Linked DNA regions of Homo sapiens: region 1 is linked to region 2. A link is an interaction called in ENCODE POLR2A ChIA-PET data of the cell type or tissue named here. Cell type or tissue: endothelial cell of umbilical vein. All regions are shown on one strand. Links, peaks and the distances in the headings refer to the core of each region. The heading gives the core; the rest is flanking DNA.

The links. Peaks named below come from ENCODE experiments on the same cell type or tissue, not always from the same donor. Only the 100,000 strongest peaks of a DNase experiment are listed, where the experiment ranks them.
Region 1: POLR2A ChIA-PET joins it to region 2 with 10 read pairs; 2 of 35 experiments call an interaction of 5 or more read pairs at or near these places.

What each region holds. Positions count from the first base shown.
Region 1 is chr3:195,026,741-195,036,730 of GRCh38, forward strand. No RefSeq gene overlaps it. Among named protein-coding and RNA genes, the nearest start is that of XXYLT1-AS1, 63 kb to the right of the region's middle. RefSeq lists enhancers at 3,656-4,653, 4,654-5,652. In endothelial cell of umbilical vein, for the core only: a CTCF peak has its summit at 8,706; DNase peaks (open chromatin) are centred at 2,341, 4,411 and 4,941; H3K27ac peaks cover 5,206 bases.
Region 2 is chr3:195,144,516-195,154,505 of GRCh38, forward strand. The region is part of intron 3 of XXYLT1 (xyloside xylosyltransferase 1); the gene reads right to left. It overlaps XXYLT1-AS2 (XXYLT1 antisense RNA 2), which reads left to right and starts at 3,356. Exons shown (of 2, transcript NR_102711.1): 1 at 3,356-3,590; 2 at 7,742-8,341. It overlaps LOC105374296 (a long non-coding RNA gene), which reads right to left and starts at 6,795. Exons shown (of 2, transcript XR_001741088.2): 1 at 6,573-6,795; 2 at 4,756-6,143. It also overlaps the pseudogene RN7SL36P. RefSeq lists enhancers at 3,074-3,183, 3,424-3,473, 5,702-5,911, 8,047-8,688, 8,689-9,329. In endothelial cell of umbilical vein, for the core only: no CTCF peak of the experiment used is centred there; DNase peaks (open chromatin) are centred at 3,216, 4,196, 6,026, 7,546 and 1 weaker place; H3K4me3 peaks cover 2,397 bases; H3K27ac peaks cover 6,513 bases.

The DNA of each region.
Region 1 (9,990 bases), core at 713-8,712, 120 kb before region 2:
TAATTTACATTCCAATGACATTTTAATAGAACTATAAAACACCAGAGTTGAAAGAGACCTCAGTGATCAAGTACTCAAATGCCTTCGTTTAAAGAATTTTTAAATTGAGTATAAGTAATACATTGACACATTATCATGGTAAAATTATATATATATTATATATATATATAGAGAGAGAGAGAGAGAGAGAGAGCAATCTATTGAATAGAAAATGAAAATTCCACTTTGCACCTTCCTCTGACTCTCTTACTGAGGGTAAATTGATGTTCATCATTGCTACATGATGGGTAATTTGCTACATATCTACTTGCATATGTAAATGCATAAAAGTATAGTGAGTTGTGGTATTTTACATAAAAGATATATAGCCGTATATCTTTTTTTGTAATTATTATTTTCTAACAACACATTCTAAGGGTGTCTTAACACATATCTCAGAAATCTTTCTGTATCAGTACACATAGACCTGTTCCACTCTTTGCTCCATAATATCCTATAGTATGGGGTGTATTTGTTATCCATTGCTGGATAACAAATTACCCCCCAAATTTAGCAGCTTTAAAACAAAAACAATTTATTATTTCACACAGATTCTGAGATCAGGAGCCCTGAAACAGCCCCTCATGGTGGTTCTGGATCAGGGCCTGTCGTGGGGTTGCAGCTGAGCTGGCAGGGCTGTGGTCATCTGAAAGCTTGATTGGGGTTAAAGGATCCACAGATAAGATGGCTAACGCCCATGGCTGTTGGCTAAAGGACTCAATTCCTTTCCACGTGGGCCTCTCTACAGGGCTGCTCACAACTAGGCAGCTTCCCCAGGGCAAGGGATTCAAGAGCAAGGAGAGAGAAAACCCAAGATGGAAGCGGCTTAGGTTTTACTAAGCCCGGGAGTGCCATGCCATTCCTTCTGTTACAGGTAGTGAGACAGGCATGAGCAGGGCAGGAGAGGGCTCTGGGGGAATGTTGGGTGATGGTTTGGCAATGATCACACTGCCTCTCTAAAAGTGATAAATTGGCAGCCAGTGCCAGGGAGAGGCCATTTCCTCATGGACCACACCTGCTGCACTAAAGTGTTCATTGAATGCAGGTGCCAGGGAGACACAACTTCCCAGGCATGGTGCATTAAGAGACAAAATGGCAGAGTATGACCCTCTGGGAGCACCCCACAAGAAAAGGGAAGAAAGCCTCAGGTGGGTATGTGTACAACTTCCTATACACACTGTGTAAGGGTAAGGAGGGCACTGCACATGCAGGCAGCTCACCCTAAGGTGAGAATCACGAGAAAGGGGCCAGCCCAGAAAGTCCTCGGATCAAGGTTAAACGCTGCACTTGTTCTGACGTCGCCCGCTTGGGGTCTTTTCCCAGTGTACTTTCTTTCCTGGTCTAAAGGCTTTATAAAAACCTTCCACTCCTCCTCTTGCCTTCCTCTCTTTTTCAGCCTTAGGCCCGTCAGTCAAATTCTTTCTTCTGAGGAGGCAAGAATTGAGGTTGCTGCAGACCCACACGGATTCACCGCTGGTAACTCAGATACCTTCCAACCTTCCACTGGTAACAATTCTGCCATATGCTGTTGGTCAAGCAGATCTTCCCTGGTTCAGTGTGGAAGAGGACTACACTGGGGGGATGCCAGGAGGTGGAGATCACAGGGATTGACTTGGAGACCTGCTGCCACATATGGTCACCAGGGTTATTCTCCATTCTCACAGGTGGCCTCCCGTTTCTCATGCTCACAGGCGGCACTGCCATGAGCATCCTTGGGCATGCTTCTGTGAGTTTTTTTGTTTTGTTTTGTTTGTTTGTTTTGTTTTTGAGATGGAGTCTTGCTCTATCACCCAGGCTGGAGTGCAGTGGTGCGATCTCGGCTCACTGCAACCTCCACCTTCCAGGTTCAAGCGATTCTCCTGCCTCAGCCTCCTGAGTAGCTGGGATTACAGGTGCACGCCACCATGCCCAGCTAATTTTTGTATTTTTACTAGAGACGGGGTTTCACCATGATGGCCAGGCTGGTCTCGAACTCCTAACCTCAGGCAATCCACCCACCTCTGTTCCCACTGAGCATGCCTCTTAATGCCCAGGTACGTCTCTTCTAGTCCTAGTGGTAGAATGGCTGCAATTCTTGCATTTTCAAATGGGAAACTGAAACCAGAGGAAGGTGACTTCTCCAAGGTCATACTGTTAATCGCCTACGAGTCCAGGATGACATCAGTCACCTGACTTCCAGCCTACTTTATTTTCAGAGCCACTCTGTAGGCAAAATACACATGGCCTGAGATTTCAGGAAGTATGTTGAGATAAAGCCTGGCTGGGAATTGCCAAGAGTCAGTTTCCAGAACGACAAAACGTGTAATGGCTAATCTTGCTTTGTAGGCACTACATAAACGTCACTACACTCAAAGCCTAGATTAGCCAATGCATGAATGTCTAATCTGCCTTGATTAAAAGGAAGCTGGTGGAAATGAGGAATCTTTTCCATGCTGTCATTAGCAGAAACTTCGGAGTGAGACAGACCCGGGTTTGAGTTCTGGCTCTAGCTCTGTGACTGTAAGCCAGCCACATCATTCCTGTGTCATGGTTTCTCCATCTGTAAAATGGGAATCATCAGAGTACCAACTTCACAGGCTGTTCAGTGGATGATGTGATGGTGTAGATCATGCACTCAGCGAGGGGCTGGCAGGCTTCCCACAGGAGCTGCTGCTATTTGTATTCTCCCTGTCTGGCCTACTTCATTTATCCATCAAGCTTCCTGAATGAATGGATTCCATTTTCTAAAAAATAGATGGTACCTGGAGAGCTCATTTTATTCCATTTTCCCACATCTTGACTCTGCTGTTAATACCATCCATTATTTTGTGGCCTGCTTTTTGTTGCATACTGTCAGATTTGTGATGAATGTAGCACAGCGTGGGCGTGAAGTCAATACAGAGCCTCCTGAGAGCTGCCCCTGTGGCCCAGCACAGACTACTTCTTGCCCCTTGTGTGGCTGGCTGTATGTGCAACTGTCTCTGCGGGCAGGACCTGAATCCTCCTCACCTCTGTGGCTGTAATGTGTCTGGAATGAATGAATGAATGAATGAATGAATGAATGAACAAATGAAAAAAAGGGATCGGCCGGGCGCGGTGGCTCATGCCTGTAATCCCAGCACTTTGGGAGGCCGAGGTGGGCAGATCACAGGAGGTCAGGAGTTCGAGACCAGCCTGACCAACACGGAGAAACCCCGTCTCTACTAAAAATACAAAATTAGCTGGGCGTGGTGGCACGTGCCTGTAATCCCAGCTACTTGGGAAGGTGAGGCAGGAGTATCGCTTCACGCCGGGGGCAGAGGCTGTGGTGAGCTGAGATCGCACCATTGTACTCCAGCCTGGGTAACAAGAGCGAAACTCTGTCTCAAAAAAAAAAAGGATCAATAGAACCAAATCAACTGAAATGAATGGGTCACAAAGGACATCGCTGGAACATTGAATTATTGCCTGGATTTGGATTTAAAATGTTAAGAGTATTGTAGAGATTTAGAATAACTTTGAGTCCTCCAACATCCAGCAGAAGGAAAGATGGGATACTGTGGGTCGAAGGATGGGGTACTCTGGGTTGAAGGATGGGGTACTGTAGGTCGGGAAAAAGGAAGAGGGGCCAAGTATTGCGCCGGTTTTCTGTGCGATGAGTTTAAGGTGTTTTCGGGCCTCCAGAGTAGACCTCATCTGCTGGGTTGGGTTTAAGGGAGAGACCCATGGCTTTTTACCAGCTGTGCAGCAGGTTAGCAAACAGGCTTTTACCCTGAAGCCACTGGATATCCCCGAGCTTCAGGAGAGAACCCTGGAAACCCTACTGCTCTTCAGAATCAACAAGCCCTGGAATGTTTCTGGCCAGAGCCAGGCAAGGACAGAGATTTAAAGGGGATGTGACAAGTGTCCCAGGTAAGTGACACCCAGGCCCAAACTGGAAGGGTACCAGCATTCTCCCTGTTTGAGGATCCTTGTCAGGGACCTCAGCCATAGGGAACATCTGAGCTTGGCCTCTGAGCCCTTCCGTCCACTCCTAGCACTGCCTCCACAGCCCCAAAGAAGACCCCACTTCTCCTCGAGGGTGGCTGGCCTGCTGGCAAAGACCATTTCCTCCTCCTCCACTTGGGAAGCCAGGGGAGCCTGGCCCGGCCCATCAGCTGGGCCAGAGGGCGGTACTGCCCTGGGGTGCCCTGAGGGAGAAGGGCAGGGCTCCGGGTGCCTGTGCAGTGCTGGGCCTCAGCAGGGGCCTGGCCCAGTGTGACCGCAGCGCCACAATAGCCAGGCTCCCCCCGAGGGCATCTTGTACGCAGGCTGATACTTTGAGCTTACTCATTCCAAACCCCTTTGCTGTCCTTCCTCAGGAAGCTTCCTATTGAAAGATAAATGCTCTGTCTGTGATCAAACAGATTTACATTTATTTACTTTCCTTTCCTCCCAGGACTGCGCCAGCCCAGACAAGTCCAAGAGGAGGATTCCAGGCAGTTAAGATGGTTTCCGGAGAAGCCTGGAATTTCCCCGTAAGCACAAGCTCGGCAGAAAAAGGCAGGGTCCCTCGGCAGCCAGGGCAGGGGCTGAGTCAGTCCCAAGTCTCCCTGGCAAATGGATCACCCCTTAGGGTGGGAAGAGCCCCCCAGCTGTGTGGGGAACCTGGCTAGAGGTTGCTGAACCTCTGCTTTCAAGGAGTCTTGTGACCCCGGGAGCATAGAACAATCGCGGAGGCGCTTACATCCAAAATCCATTTTCCTTCAAAAAAGTGTCCAGGTGGAGGTAAAGAAAGAGGACCCTGTATACTTTGGTAAATCTGTGATTTAGCTACAATGTAACTGGGCCTTGGGAACCCAGGGTGAGGTTTCTTATGTGACATCTCCTGGAAAAGCTCCGCTCAATTCCTGAAAAATCCCTTATCAGACACCGACAGGAAACAGGGATTTCCAGGGAAATGGATGTGGAAGGCACCTGAAGGCCATTCCAAAACTCCAAAGTTTTTATTTATTTTACTAACTTAGGTGACTTAGACATACAACTTCCTGCAAACAGTGCATTCAGCTTTGTGTTCCTAAGCAAATAAATGGAACAGAGGCCACCAAAACTAGGCCCGCTGGAAAGGGCAGAGCAGATGCCCTTACACCCATAGCCCCTGGGGGTCATGCCTGTGAGTTCTTGCATATCAGCTTGTGACAGCGTTGTGACCTGCCCCTTTGTCACCTTGCCACCACATCACCCCCCAGGGGTCTGGGCATTTCCTCGAAGCTGCTTCCAGGACAGGATCAGGAACGTGTTACTTGGGTGGGGGGCTGGGAGGGAGGCAAGGAGCTCTGGTTCTGCCCATGTCCTCCAGCCTCGAGTGTGCAACTGCTCTTCTGGGAACTTGGGTCTCCTCATCTGAAACACAGGGAATTAGAGAAGATGATTTTGTAACGCTCGAAGGCTCTGTAATCCCCAAAAACATGCTCTAAAGGGATCTCCAGTCCAGCATATCAACCCAAACAAAAGACAACGCTGTGGTTACTTGTTCAAATGCCTCTTTCTTCTTGTAAACAGTGCACTCCCAATGACAGAGGCCCTCTGCTACTCATCATCTAGGTAGCTGACAGGTGGCTGCCTGCGGTACCTGATGTTTGGACAGACAAACAAATGACCAGGTGACACCCAAGTGCGATTCTCTCTGATCGCCATCCTGTAGCCTGTCTCCTTAGCTGGGCTCCAAGCTCTTTGGGGAGCGAGGAACAGATCTGTTCTACATAGAATCTCCAATCAGAGCTGACGGTGGCTCAGGAAGCACCAGGGTGCCCAGGCTAGTTGTTGAAATATTGAAGTACTTCTGTGCAGTTGCTGAGCCTGAGAGAGCCTCTCTCCCCTCCCCCGCCACCAAGCCCAACATCTATCCGAAGGTTTCCTCTCCACCATCCAGCCACTGAAGGGTGGTGACTGATGTAGCAGGGCTGTAGGCCTCTGCTCCAGGACTGTATATGCCTGGTGCCATTCTGATTGGCCAGCGCCCTTGCCATACTGTCGTTAAATGTTGAGTGGTAGACCAGCCCAATGCAGGTGATGGGGAGGGAGAGCAGATGACTGGTAGGTGCCACCTGTCACCTGAGAATAGATATATGTAGGCCCTGCTTTCCCAATGGACTGAGAATGTTCCCAGCAAAGAAGTGGGCAGTGTGTGCTGCCTGACCCCAAGAAGACACATGCCCAGATCCCTAGCTGGACAGAACGAGGACCTCCAAGCACACCTGCAGGCAAAGGAATGGGCTGAGTCTCAGCCCCCCGGACTTACGAGCCAGGCGGCCCCACCTGTCTAAACTTGCGTTTCCTCTTCTGTACACAGGAGACAGTTAAACCTACCTTCCAGTTTGCGTGAGGACTTGTGTCTAACACGGGCTCTGATCTGTACCCACAGGTAGGGCTTTCCCTCCTGACAAAATCTTATTTTGATAAATCAGGACTTTAAAAATGACCAAGTGGTTAAGCAAGTGCATTCCGTCTGTGCAGATGCATCAAGCTGTTCGCTTACCTACACAATTCTGTATGTAGAGCAGACGATGATCCAATGCCAAAACATCAAATATATATTCTTAGGCATCAAAAGTATTATCAATAAAAGTTAAGGTGCTAAAAAAGAATGGCTGAGCAAAATCTAGAATTTGAGTCCTAGAGAAAGTTCCTGAGACAGGTCTCTTTCAATCCTGAGTTTCCTGACAGCAGGGGCTGGGAGCATATCAAAACAGTCCTTGCTAGAATTTTCCTCCTAAAGCTAAGTGTTTAACCGGTGCATTTTAGCAACAGCAGAGCTGGAAAAATATATCTGGGTAGAAGTAGCAGACAGACAGCGGTCAGCGAGCCAGGAGGTCGCAGGCCACAGGCCTTGGGCAGTCACACCTGCAGAGTAAACACTGAGTCAGACTGGGTTAATTATGCAGAGATTGATTCTGGCTTGAAAGAGGAAGGGAGAGCCGCCTCACTGCATACTCGGAGGTGGGCCTTGGCTAGGTGGATCTAACAATTGATTATTTTATTTCAGATCCAGGGAGTGTTGTGATATTGACCTTCAAGGTTCAGAGAAGAGTGTTTAGGACACACAGTGAAATAGACAGCTGCAGTCCAAGCCACAGTGGAATTTCTAGTGTCCTCTGCCCTTCTGGGGCAGGCTAGGGCGGGGTGGAGCAGGGAGACGGCTTCAGGCCTTTCTAATTTAAAAGGACAAGGACCAGGGGCTGGATGCCTTTCCGTTTCACACCCGCGGCTTCCCACTTCAGGAGTGTTCCTGTGCTTCCCACCTTGGCCTGTCTTCAGACGGGCACCTGGACGTGGGGCTTGGAGATCCAACTAGTCCCCAAGTTCACCCAAGACAGTTTGTTCCCAGGAGCTCATTTAACACTAGGCTGTTTGCAAGTCAAAGTGCGTCCCGTGCAAACAACATCCCAAGAGCACTGAGCGTGGCCAGCTGACCCACGAAGTCTATGACCCATCCCTGTACCTTGAAGTCCTGAAAGCTCTGGACCTACCACCATGTTGCCACGAGCACACACTCTAGATCTGAACTGCTCATTCGGTGGACGCTGGGAAGTGGGGACCCTGTGTCCACCAGTGTTCCTTCAGCACACAGCCACTGAGTGCCTGCTCGGGGCCAGGTCCTTATTTAGGGAAACCAGAGAGATGCCTCGTATACCTCAAAGGTCTCAGTTTAGGGCAGAATTCAGGACAGGTTCCAAATACCTACACCTGAGACCAAAAATGGTCCTATTAGGAGAGGTAGATAATGCCTGGAGAGGGGATTTCAAGGTGGGGAGGCCACATCCAAGTGGGGTGGAAGCAGGGAACTGAAGAGAAACTTGGGAGGATGGGCTGGACTTTGAAAGGCAGGGAGGGGAGGGCGTCCCAGGCCGAGGATAGGTGTGAGCAATTTCCCTTTCCCCAGGCTTTGGAAGGGGAACCGGGGAGGAAGGGCAGGCATGAGCCACGGCAAGGTAGGAACACCTAAGGGAGGCAGCAGGCGAAGCCCCCCAGCTCCTGCCCAGGCCCCTCCACTGTGCGTGGAGGGATGCAGGCGTGGCTCCGGCCCCTCTGCTCTGCATGGAGGGATGCAGGCCTGGCTCCGTGGGAAAGGTGAACTGAGGCACAGAGTCTCCTTCCCCAGCGCTGAGGACTGGGGAGTGGGTCTCCAGCAGCTCCTCACACTGCCTCCTGGCCGGGGCCTCAGAGAAGCCAGCCCAAATCCTGGCCCGGATCAGAAAAATCCCAGGTGATTAGATCCAGAGGGGATGGAGTCCCAACCTCTCCAGGCCACTCTGGAGGCCGAGGCTCTGAAGAGAAAGTGCCTGCCAAACGCTGCCCTTGGCCTAAGGAGCTTCCTGCAGCCAGGGCCTCACCTGCAAAGGGCTATGAAATCACCTGTTTTGCTTCATGATGATGAAGATTAAGTTTAAATCATATACGTCTGTGGGGGTGAAGAACAGCACCTTGAATCCCTTGCAGGTGGAGAGCGTGGAGGCGCAAAGGTTCTACTGGCTCTTCCCAGGCGCCCCCACACAAACTGGACTCCAATCCAGGAGGAAGCACGGAGGCGGCCTAACCTGGGCCCTCCTCCATCCACGGAGCTGAGGGCCCAGAGAGGGAGGGCAACTCGCCCTCCACCACACCCCGCACAGCAGCTCCCTCCTTCCCCAGGGCCCAGCCCTGACACCTCCTGTCCCTGCCGGAGCCCTGCACCTGAGGACCCAGAGCCACGCGGGACCTTCTTTCACAGCCAGGAGGCGTCGGGGAGCTTCCCAGGCTGACTCTGCTTCCCGTGCTTTCCCCACCGCCCCCGCCAGAAACTGGGGCCCAAATGGCAGCATCCCCACCCCACGGCGCCCCAGCGCTGCAAAGCGCAGCCCTTCCGTAAACGGCCTGGGGAAATGAAGTTGGTGGACTCTGCCTGTCCTCGTCCGGTGTCACCTCCTGCCGGCCTCCTCATTCTGCCAGGGCTTCTGGCTCCTCACCCGGGCACAGAGGCCCCTTCAGCAGCAGGGATGGGGGCATTCGGAGAAGGACTGGGGCCGGCTGATCCTGGCCTGACAGAGGCCTCCTCACCCACTGGCACCAGCCCTGCCCTGAAGACGTGGTCGTAGCATCGATGCAATCGGGGGGGAGCGTGGTGGGTGGGGCACAGCCTGAAGGAGGAGGTCGAGCAAACACGTGGCCTCAGCTGGGACGCAGCACTGTCTGCAGAGCCCCTCGAATCCAGCTCCACATCTGGTTCTCGGGGGCGCAGGGCTGCCCGTGCAGGATTATCGACCCTGTTTTCAGGGAACAGGAAACTGAGGCCAAGCGAGGGGTCCTGAGCCGCCCAAGGTCAGAGAGGTGGTGAGGGGGAGAGATGCAACAGGGGGGTCCCCAGAGTAAGGGCGGGCAGGGCGGATGCCTGTGCTGAGATGTGGCGCCGAGGCCTTACGAGCACCCACTGAAGGTCTGTTCAGTCACCCCAAGAATGTCTGGAGCCCGAGTATCATCTGGCAGCCACCCTGGAGAAGGAACCAAGAACGCGGGGGGAGTCGGAAAGGGGGGCCCACCGAGGGGAGAAAGGGGTCGGCGCCGCTGTTCGGGCTGGTTGCTTTCTGGGCTCCTGAGCCCGGTGCTGTCCCACCCTCCGGGAAAGTCTAAAGCAAGAGGTGCCACCGCCCTCCGTGTCCTGCAGGCTGAGGAGCAGTGACGCTATTCAGCAAGATGAGAAACACGGGCAGGAGGTAAGAACTGAGATCTCCTTCCTGTCGGCATCTGACGGGAGGAGGCATGTGAATCCCAGGAGAAAACAAAACCTAGAAAGCGGCTGAGCCAGGAGACCCCTGGGCGGTGGGCTTAGCAAGGGGCAGGGGTTACCCACAGTCCTCCCTAGCACCTCGTCCCCATCCTCTGCCTTCACACCTGGGACTCTCTTCCATGCTGGGGGAAACCTTCAGATGAATTGATTCTCGCTGAGGTTGTGCAGACCCCAGTGCACAGCCCCCAACC
Region 2 (9,990 bases), core at 1,060-9,059:
AAAGGCACGTGCCACCACACTTGGCAAATTTTTTGTATCTTTAGTAGGGACGGGGTTTCACCACATTGGGCAGGCTGGTCTCGAACTCCTGACCCCGTGATCCGCCCGCCTCAGCCTCCCAAAGTGCTGGGATTACAGGTGTGAGCCACTGTGCCCGGCCAAACAGTTCCTCCTTTCTGTTTCAGTTTCCCCTGCACCAAAAGGGCCTCAAGGATTCTACTACTCCTTTTATGCAGAAGTGTGTTTCCTTGATCCTCTGTGTGATGCCTTTAACCTTGGGCAGCAGCTAAAAGGGTGTGAGATGTGAGTAGAAAAGTGGCCCGCAAGACCAAGGTCACACTCCGTACCCCTCCTAAACCCTGCCAACATCTTGGCAGGAAGGTACCGGCAGAAGAAATAGGGGTGCCTTTTCTCTGCTCTGGTTATTCTTTGTAAATAATATGATTCACCCTTATGTCTCTACCTTGCTTAGACGCAATCTTCCAGGCTCTCTGAAAGCTGAATACCAATGAGCTGCAATTATACATCATCAGGAACATGAAAGTCCTGTTCACTGCTACCCAAGTGAAGAGCTAGAATTATCCTGCTTTCTTTAGAGTTCCAAGTTCGTGATCCTTGGGCCGGTCAACATAGGATGGTCCTAGCAGCAAAGGAAAGGATTTCCATGCAGAGACTGGGCTTGATTTTATTGAGAGAAGCAGCGGGCTTGTTTGTGTTTGTTTTTTTAACAGAGCCAAGGAAGATCAAGTGGAAGCCACGTGAATGGGCACCTCACTCCACGGTTACCAGCATTGATGGGGCCCTGCGAGCATCTCTGTGAAGCCACATGAACGGGCACATCACTCCACGGTGACTGGCACTGATGGGGCCCTGCGAGCATCTCTGTGAAGTCACATGAACGGGCACCTCACTCCACGGTGACTGGCACTGATGGGGCCCTGCGAGCATCTCTGTGAAGCCACATGAATGGGCACCTCACTCCACGGTGACCGGCACTGATGGGGCCCTGCGAGCATCTCTGTGAAGCCACATGAACGGGCACCTCACTCCACGGTGACCGGCATTGATGGGGCCCTGCGAGCATCTCTGTGAAGTCACATGAACGGGCACCTCACTCCACGGTGACCGGCACTGATGGGGCCCTGCGAGCATCTCTGTGACTTCACATTTCTGAAAGTCCATAGAATCCACCAGCCTCATAATGAGCGCTCGTCTACAGACGCAAGGACACCGCAGACATCCAGGCAAATCACGACATACTACGCCAATTCTGGCTCAGCTTCCTCTTTTACAAACAGTGATAGAGCAGTCCCCAAAAGGCAGACGGCTGGGTTCCTGGATCAAAACACTCCTTTGGGCAGCTCCTTGATGCTGGAGTCAATTCTGCTACCATGAAATAGAAGATCACAGGGGTTCTCTATGATCAACAGTAAGCAGCTCATTTAAAGAAGTCACCTAAGGCAGGAGGAGGAGACAGATGTTCAATTCAACCCCAGGCTCAGATTAAAAGTTTGATATTTCTATAAGAGCCAATTCTGCTGCTACCCTGGAAGCAGAGGGATGGGAACTTCAGATCCGTTTCACTTAGGAACCCACAGAAGAAATGCAGTCCTGTGGCTGAAGTCTGCACCTGAGATGGCCATGGAGCCATATAGAAATTCCCTTCATGTGGGGCTGGTCACGCTCAGCTCAGTCCTTTCCACACGTGGTTTGTTACAGAAGGTCCCTCTTGTACACATGCCACTGGGATTCAACTGTGCTATTTTGCTTTTTTTCCCCAGGAAGATGCTTACAGATAAGCCTTTCTGCTGCCTGGATTACAAATAAGGTTCTTTCAATGCGATGATGTTTATTTGGCATAGGAAACAGATTGCAGCAATGCAACAAAGCACACAGTCCTGCGGGCCCATCATCCGCCGCTGTGCCTCCACTGTAGCCCTGTCCAGACCCACGTCCCACTGCAAGCTCCTGGAGGACAGGGTCTGGTTTCTCTCTACTGCATAGCCAAACCCTCGGCAAATGCCTGCCCAGTGAGCTTTCTATTCGGGCACAGAGTTTGGTCTATCCCAAGAGCACTCTTAGAGGCTACGCCTGCATTGCAAAGCCAAACACCACTCCGAGAGACTTTTCAGAGGAAAGAAGGGAATGTGATACCCACTTCTTAGCATTTTGAAGGCAGAACTCCATTTTTGTTTGTTTGGTTTCTTTTTTTAGAGACAGGGTCTCGCTATGTTGCCCAGGCTGGAGTGCATGGCTAGTCACAGGCGTAATCCCATTACTAATCAGCACAGGAGTTTTAACCTGCTTCATTTCCAGCCTGGGCTGCTTCATCCCTTCCTAGGCAACTTGGTGGTCCCCCGTTCCCAGGAGGTCACCAAGTTGATGCCAAACTTAGTGCAGACACCCACAGAATTCCTGGGCTTAAGTGACCCCCCTGCCTCAGCCTTCCAAGTAGCTGGAACTACAGGTGCAGGCTACCATGCCCAGCTGAAGGCAGAATATTAAGCTGAGGGAGAGGTGAGCCACTCAGTAAAATTTACAGTTCCTACAGCAAAAAGTCTATGTATCTTGTCCATGGGATATCTCTAAACAGCAGTACTGACTCAGTGTTGACACCGCAGGCATTTGCGTTTTCATTAAGTTTTATCTACCCTATCTCCCTCACGTTATATCTTCCTTGAAAGCAAGAGGCATGTCTTCTACTTCGTAATTCCTCATGGGACCAATCCTATGGCTCACACACACAATGAGCCAAATAAAAAACTGAGAATAGGCTGGGCATGGTGACTCACACCTGTAATCCCAGCACTTTGGGAAGCCCAGGCAGGTGGATCACCTGAGGTCAGGAGTTCGAGACCAGCCTGGCCAACATGATGAAACCCTGTCTCTACTAAAAATACAAAAATTAGCCAGGCATGGTGGTCAGCGCCTGTAATCTCAGCTACTTGGGAGGCTGAGGCAGGAGAATCGCTTGAACCCGGGAGGCGGAGGTTGCAGTGAGCCAAGATCACACCACTGCACTCCAGCCTGGGCGACAAGAAAGAAACTATGTCTCAAACAAACAAACTGAGAATAACAAACTTTCCCATGGACTGTCTTTACAAACAAAAACTGAATGTGAAAGTAACTTCTCTAAGACCAGTAATGGGACTACAGAGCCTGACTTAGCAGCTGGCCAGCACCGCGGAGGAAACGCCCTCTGACTACACATCTGTTCCTGCATTCACTCAACAAACATCGAAGTGCCTGGCATTGGTCTGCACGGCATAAACAGAACAGAAGGGCTGCCTCCCAGTCCCACCCCTTCCACGCATTCACTTCCTCACTCATTCTTTCAGGAGACACCTGTGTCAGGCACGACGTGGTGAACTTTTAAAAACGGATTCAGTAGTACCAAAATACTCATAATGTGCAGACAGACAAAAGAACTGGAAGGAGTCGTGTTTTCAGACACAGGAAGCTTTTCACGTGCTCCACCTGGACCTCATCTCTCAGCCTCACACTCCGATCTTCAGCAGCCCCCGCTATGCGCCCGAGTCTTGGGACGTCATCCCGGAGCTCCTAGCCTGCCCGGGAGGCAGAGCCATCAGGTAAGAGACGGTCACAATGACAGCAACACAATCCCGCTTGGGTTCTCTGTACAGAGTTTTCCTTTTAAAATACCTTTTCCACTGATGTTATTTAAAAATAACAACCTCAGAGTAGACTTCTGATCTCTACCACAGGGCAGGTACATCCCTCCCTTTTTATGAGTAATTCCTGCAGGGGTTATAGCACGGCCTCCAGGTCACACGGGCTACACAAAAACACTTAGCCCAGTTTTCTAACTCCCAGGGAGTGAAGGAATCACTATTTTAAAAGGTGGCAAGCTTTTTTCTCCTTTACTCAGATTTAACTCTGATAGAAACTGACAGGCTCAATCTTGGTTAATTTTTTTTTTTTAAACACGAGAACAAGGTTCAAGAAATTCATCTTCAGGTGTCAGAGAGACGAAAAGAACCCAATAGCTTTTATCTTCAAGTCCTACATTTATGCATCTCGTAATGAGGGTGATGGCTGGTTCCCTTACAACGGAGGGCTTCATGCCTAGTGAACAACGGACCTGAATTTATATCAGCCATAAAGCCTTCCAGACGTGACGGTCACGCTAACATCCTGACATGAGGCAATCTGCAGAGAGATGGAAAGTGTGCTTGGCTAGAGGTTAGTGCTGCCTCTCTCTATTTTCTTCCCTTGTACCAACTGATTTCAGACTGAGGAACTTGAAGACAGAGTGACACTATGAGCTCATATAACTCTCCTCAGCTCTAAACTCGGCCACAGCAGATGTGTTTTTAAGAAACTAATAGACTGAAAATGACATTTACAGACGAAATGCTGTGACGACTGAGATTCGTTTCAAAATAATCAGGGGAAGAGGAAAAGTGGGTGGGAGGAGACATAAAACAAAGATTGGCTAAGGGCTGATAGTTATTGAGGCTGCATGGATATTATAATATTGGGGCATCCAGAAATATTACATGATGCTTTCTACTTTTGTATATGTTGAAAGGTTTTCATAGTAAAAAGAAAAATCATACCAAGAGACCAGCAACATTTATCAAAGAAGGCTGACTTAGGTATAAGGATGGTCAAGATACACTGTTAAGTGAACAAAAAAAGATGTACAAAGGTATAGAGAGTTTATTTACATATACACACACACACCCCCTGATAAAAATATAGAAAATTTCTGGAAAAATAATAACCTCCATATGCTATTCAAAACAAAAATGTATCACTTTTTAATGATGAGTTTTAGATAACAATTGTTTTCATCCGATGGGGGGGCAACAGGAGGAAAGGGCATAGTCGGCTTGAAAATGAGATAAACATCTCCATGGGCCAGGAACAGAACAGAAACCATATTGGAGATCAGGGCTAGAGCCATGGCTGGAACCTGGAAGCAAGCAAAGGGCCAGATGTTCACCCTCTGTGCAGCGTAGCAGGGACCAAACACCCCACGCACGGGGGAAAGTGGAAGCCAGGCTCAGTGAAACAGGGAGTGGGGGCTGCCTCGGGCACAGTCCTCGGTCTCTCCCCCTGTCCTCGTCCCTTCCTCCTCTGCTGCAACTATACTGCAATCTACATTCGTCCCTCCCCCCATCTTTGATCCCCTGGTTTCCAATATTCTCTGGGATATTAAAATGTTCTTCACTATTGCGGACTAGTTATTTTCTCTTTGTAATACTGTCTGTTTCTGTTTTGCAAATACCTTACAATGTTTAGGGTAAAGCCATAAAAACTGGTCTGTATAGATAAGACACTATTAATAAATGTATGATGGTAATTTCCGCAGAAGCGGGAAGGAGGGAAACACAGTACCAACACCCTAGCTAGCTGCGAGGAAGCCGGGAGATAACATATCCAGCGTTTTTGTCTTCCATAATAGGAGGCAGGCTTCTATGGCAGAGAATTCCCAAATTCTAGGAAAGGGGTTAAGATGCTGAGAAGCCAAAAGATGAGCAATAATTTTGCTAAGTTGTCAGCAGCCCCAACCGTACATATAAGGAAACTGAGGCTGAGGTTAAGTGACTTCCCTAGGTTCACAGAACTTATCAGTGGCCAAGCTGGGACTGTGGATAACGCTGCCACCACCACCCAGGAGTGCTGCTCGTGCTAGGCACCATAAATACATTATCTGATTCAATCTCCCTCAACTCTGCCACATATAGTGTTATAATCTCCATTTCTCATGAGCTAAAGAGACTAAGGCTCAGAGACGTCAAGAGACTTGCCCAAGGTCACACAGCAACTGAGTGGTAGAGGTAGTCAGTCCACACCCTCCCTTCTTCCCTCTGTGCTGGCGCTCACTCCCTCCCCAACACTCCCCTGGGAGCCCAGCACCAGTCCTTGGAGTGGGATGACGCAGCCTGCAGAGAAGCTTTCCTTCCGAGCGTCTGGAAGAACCCGAGGCTGGCACAGCACCATCAGCAAATAAAACCATGTGACTTAAAAAGGTGAACGAGCGGACATGATTAAAATACTTAACACAAAAGCGAATTCCCGCCTGGTGGCATGTTATCAGCAGCTGACAGGAATAGCCTGCCGCTTCCTCCTCAGGGTGGGCCGGGGCTCACACAGCACACGGCTGCCCGCAGAGCCTGGGGAGAATGAAACCGGAAGCCTATGCCGCCACCAACAAGCTCCCATTCAGAGGATCCTCAGGCGGCCAGCTCCACAAAGTGACCATAACAAAGGGCCACAGCCCACATACGCACACACTCACACACATATGCACACTCTCACACACTCACATACACACACACTCACACATACGCACACTCTCTCACACACTCTCACACACACACACACTCTCTCCCTCTCCCTCTCCCTCTCTCTCTCTCCATCACTCCAGGGTCAGCAGGAGCCCTGAAGCCTGAAGCCAAGCCATGACCAGGCCTCCTGGTCCCAGTGGCCTCCCCAAATGACCCAGTCCACAGTTGGGCTTCCTAACTCTACAGAGTGGTGACCTCAAGCCTGGAGCCTCACAGAGACCTTGAGGGCTGCCTCCCACCCCCTCCCTCTCTTACCCTGGTTTCCCTGCAAGCTCCCCTTCCGTCCCCTTTGTTCCTGTTCACTCCAGGATCTTGTAGGAGAGCCAGATCACCTGCTGCTGCTAAAAAGGGAAGTTTTACAATCGTGGGTAGAGGTGGGCAGCCAGATTTAGGAAAAAAGCGGGATATCTGTTAAAATTTAAATTTCAGGGTCAGGTGTGGTGGCTCATACCTGTCATCCCAGTACTTTGGGAGGCTGAGGCGGGCGGATCACTTGAGGTCAGCAGTTCGAGACCAGCCTGGCCAACATGGCTACTAATAACACAAAAATTAGTCAGGAGTGGTGGCTCTGCCTGCAGTCCCAGCTACTCGGGAGGCTGAGGCAGGAGAACTTCTTGAACCTGGGAGGCGGTGGCTGCAGTGAGTCAAGGTTGTGCCACTGCACTCCAGCCTGGGCAACAGAGAGAGACTCTGTCTTTAAAAAATAAAAAAATTAAAAAAATTTAAATTTCAATATACAATAAACAATAAACAATTATTTAGTATAAATAATTGTTTAGATAAACAATAAACAATTATTTAGTATAAATAAACGATTATTTATAAACAATAAACAATAACAATTATTTAGTATAAGTATGTCCTGTGCAATATTTGGGACATATTTAACATACAAAACACTTATTTGTTATTTATGTGAAGTTCCATTTAATTGGGTGCCCTGTATTTTAAATGGCAACCCTATATGCCTGGGGGAGGGATTGATTAGGAGAAGCCCAGAGGAACAAAGCGACTGGTAAAGAAAACACAAAAGAGGAGTGAAGATTAAGGGAGGGAGGGAGGGAGGGAGTGACGGAGGGGAAATGCTCTTTAATGAGGGTCTCTCTCACAACAGAAACTTCCACTATTACTTCATTTGAGTTCTCCAGTAATTCTCTGTGTTAGAGATATGTATCCCACTTACAGACCAAACAACAGAGGGTCAGAGAATCCAGTGACTCACAAAGTGTCACATGGGGAATTCACTTCTGAGTACGACCGAATGCTATTTCCTCCACATCAAGCTTCTTCGCCTGCTGCCACACCTTTAGAATTGTTATAGGCTGCACATAAAGAGGGCACAGCCGTTTACTTTTCTAATACTTTCATGAGGAAACAAATTCAAAATGGCACATCTTTACAAAATACAGTTGTCTATCTTTTAGATTCTCCTCTTGGCCCCTTATCCCAACTAAACACATCACCACTGAGGACCTGTCCAGGGGTTTAGCTCCTGATGAAGAGACAGAGAAAAGGTCAGAGAAAGGAAGGGTGACGCTCCATCCAAGATGACTACAGCGCTATGATTTCCAGATGGGGAAGGTCACGGATGCTGGACGCAACAGAATCTCAACAGGGACCCGAGAGAGAGAGGCTCCTCTCTCCCTACACTAATATCCCACGATCCCTGTGTCACTTTCCAGAACACACTGTCAGTTCCATGGACCTAGGATTATAAAATCCTGTAAGATTTATACAGAAAATATAAAAATCTGGGGAGGGGGAACTGTGAAACAATGTGAAAAAAACTATTTGTCAAATGGACAGTGGGGAATAACTTCTCCTCCCGCACCTCCTCCAAGCTTCTAACAACACTCATGGCACACAATACAGAGGAGACTGCCATAAAAATGACTTAAAATGTGCCCTTTTGAGGTAAAGTAACTATGGGACAAGTGACTATAAAAATGACACAGCTGGGGAGATCCAAATCTATTCCTGCTCAGCAAGTTTCCAGATTAAAATGTGTCTGCTTACCTAGTCAAGATTTGGTTTTGTGCTGTTTTGTGTTTAAATTTTCCTTTCATATAGATGCTAGCATGTTCTTCTTAAAATAAAACACTTGTCCACCTCACTCCCCTCTCTGGGGAGACCCCTTGGTGGTCAGAGCCCACTGCCAGTTCCATGGAAGTCCCAGGCAGGGGCAAGAGGGGACCTCTGTGGGAAGCAGTCTGACGGCCGCAGCAATGGCCAAGCCCAAGGGCCGAGACCGCCTGCTCAAGAGAAAGGCGGGCTGCGCTGTCCCTGCTTCCTCTCTCCCCTTCCATTCCCATCCTCTTCCTTCTCTCAGCCTCCCCACCCTAGCCCCACTGCCAGCCAGGTGAACACTCCAAAGCAGCAGATAATTAATGCCGGATCTCCCAGGTCCCCAGAGGTCCCCAGTCTTCTTGTGAAAGAAGGCAAAAAACATGCTCAATTCCTTGTCGGCCAGCCAGTACCAAGCCATTCCCAGCCCCAGCATGAGACTGCAAACGTTACAAGGCAATTCCCCAGAGCCAGCGGGGCACGCGGCAGGCAGTGCAGGGCTGTCATCTGCAGACTCCATTATTAAAGGTCTCTGGAAACATTTCAGCTGAGGGGTGGAGGGAGGGAGCATGAAAAGGAGTATAAGTCTCTGTTGATTTTTGAGTGCCCAGGCCCTGCAAACGCCATTCTTCAGACTCTGCTGCAGCGGAGGTCTCATGGTTATCATAGTACATAATGAAAATTAAAGATGCTCAGGGTTAGAAAAACTCAGTTTCATTTCGAATCTAAAATCTTTCAGAGCTTTCTTTCAGGAAGTCCAGATAATTAAACTGATTTTAAGTTGCACTGTTTATAAAATCCTAGATCTACAGAAAATACAAATTCTGGCCAATCCTGTCTAAGCACGATGGGTTTCCAAGTTTCCATTTATATCACATGAGAAGATTCCAAAGCAGGCCTTGAAGGCATTGGCGCTGTAACTGCATTTAATACTTAGCCCAGTTTAAACACCCCATGACGTCAGTTCTCCCCGATCCCTGAAGAGCTCACCAGCAGACAGGCAACTTCCAGACGGAGGGAGGACAATGAGGGTCCGAAGGGCTGTAACCCCCAATGCCAGAGCCGGGGAGCGGGGACTTAGAGCTCAGCTCTTCTCCTTCTCAGGTGGGGGAACAAAGGCCCCAAGGTGGCAGAGCTGGGACTAGTATCTAGGGCTTGGGACTCTGAGGCTCCCTGTATTGTTACAGTAGGTAGCTAGTCAGACATGAGCAGGGCAGGAGAGGGCTCCACCACCACCAGGAATGTCAGGCGACCATCAGCTGATGGTCAGGCAGTTGTCAACCGTCTCTCTAAAATGATAATTGGATGCAGCCAGCGCCAGGGAAAGGGAGGGTCCCAGTAGATAGAAAGAACCTGGAACTGACGACCAGCAGCTTCCTGGTAAGATTTCAGGAGTTGGGCACGTGGGCTCAAGCATGTGCACTAGGAGGCAAAACGGTGGCACTAGGAGGCATGTGCACTAGGAGGCAAAACCCTCCTCTAGGAAGGCTGGACTGGTAAGGGAAGAAACCAGGAAATAAATCACAGAAACAAACCATCTGGTAAAGAAAACACAAAGAGGAATGAAGATTAAGGGAGGGAGAGAGGGAGGGAGGGGAAATGCTCTTTA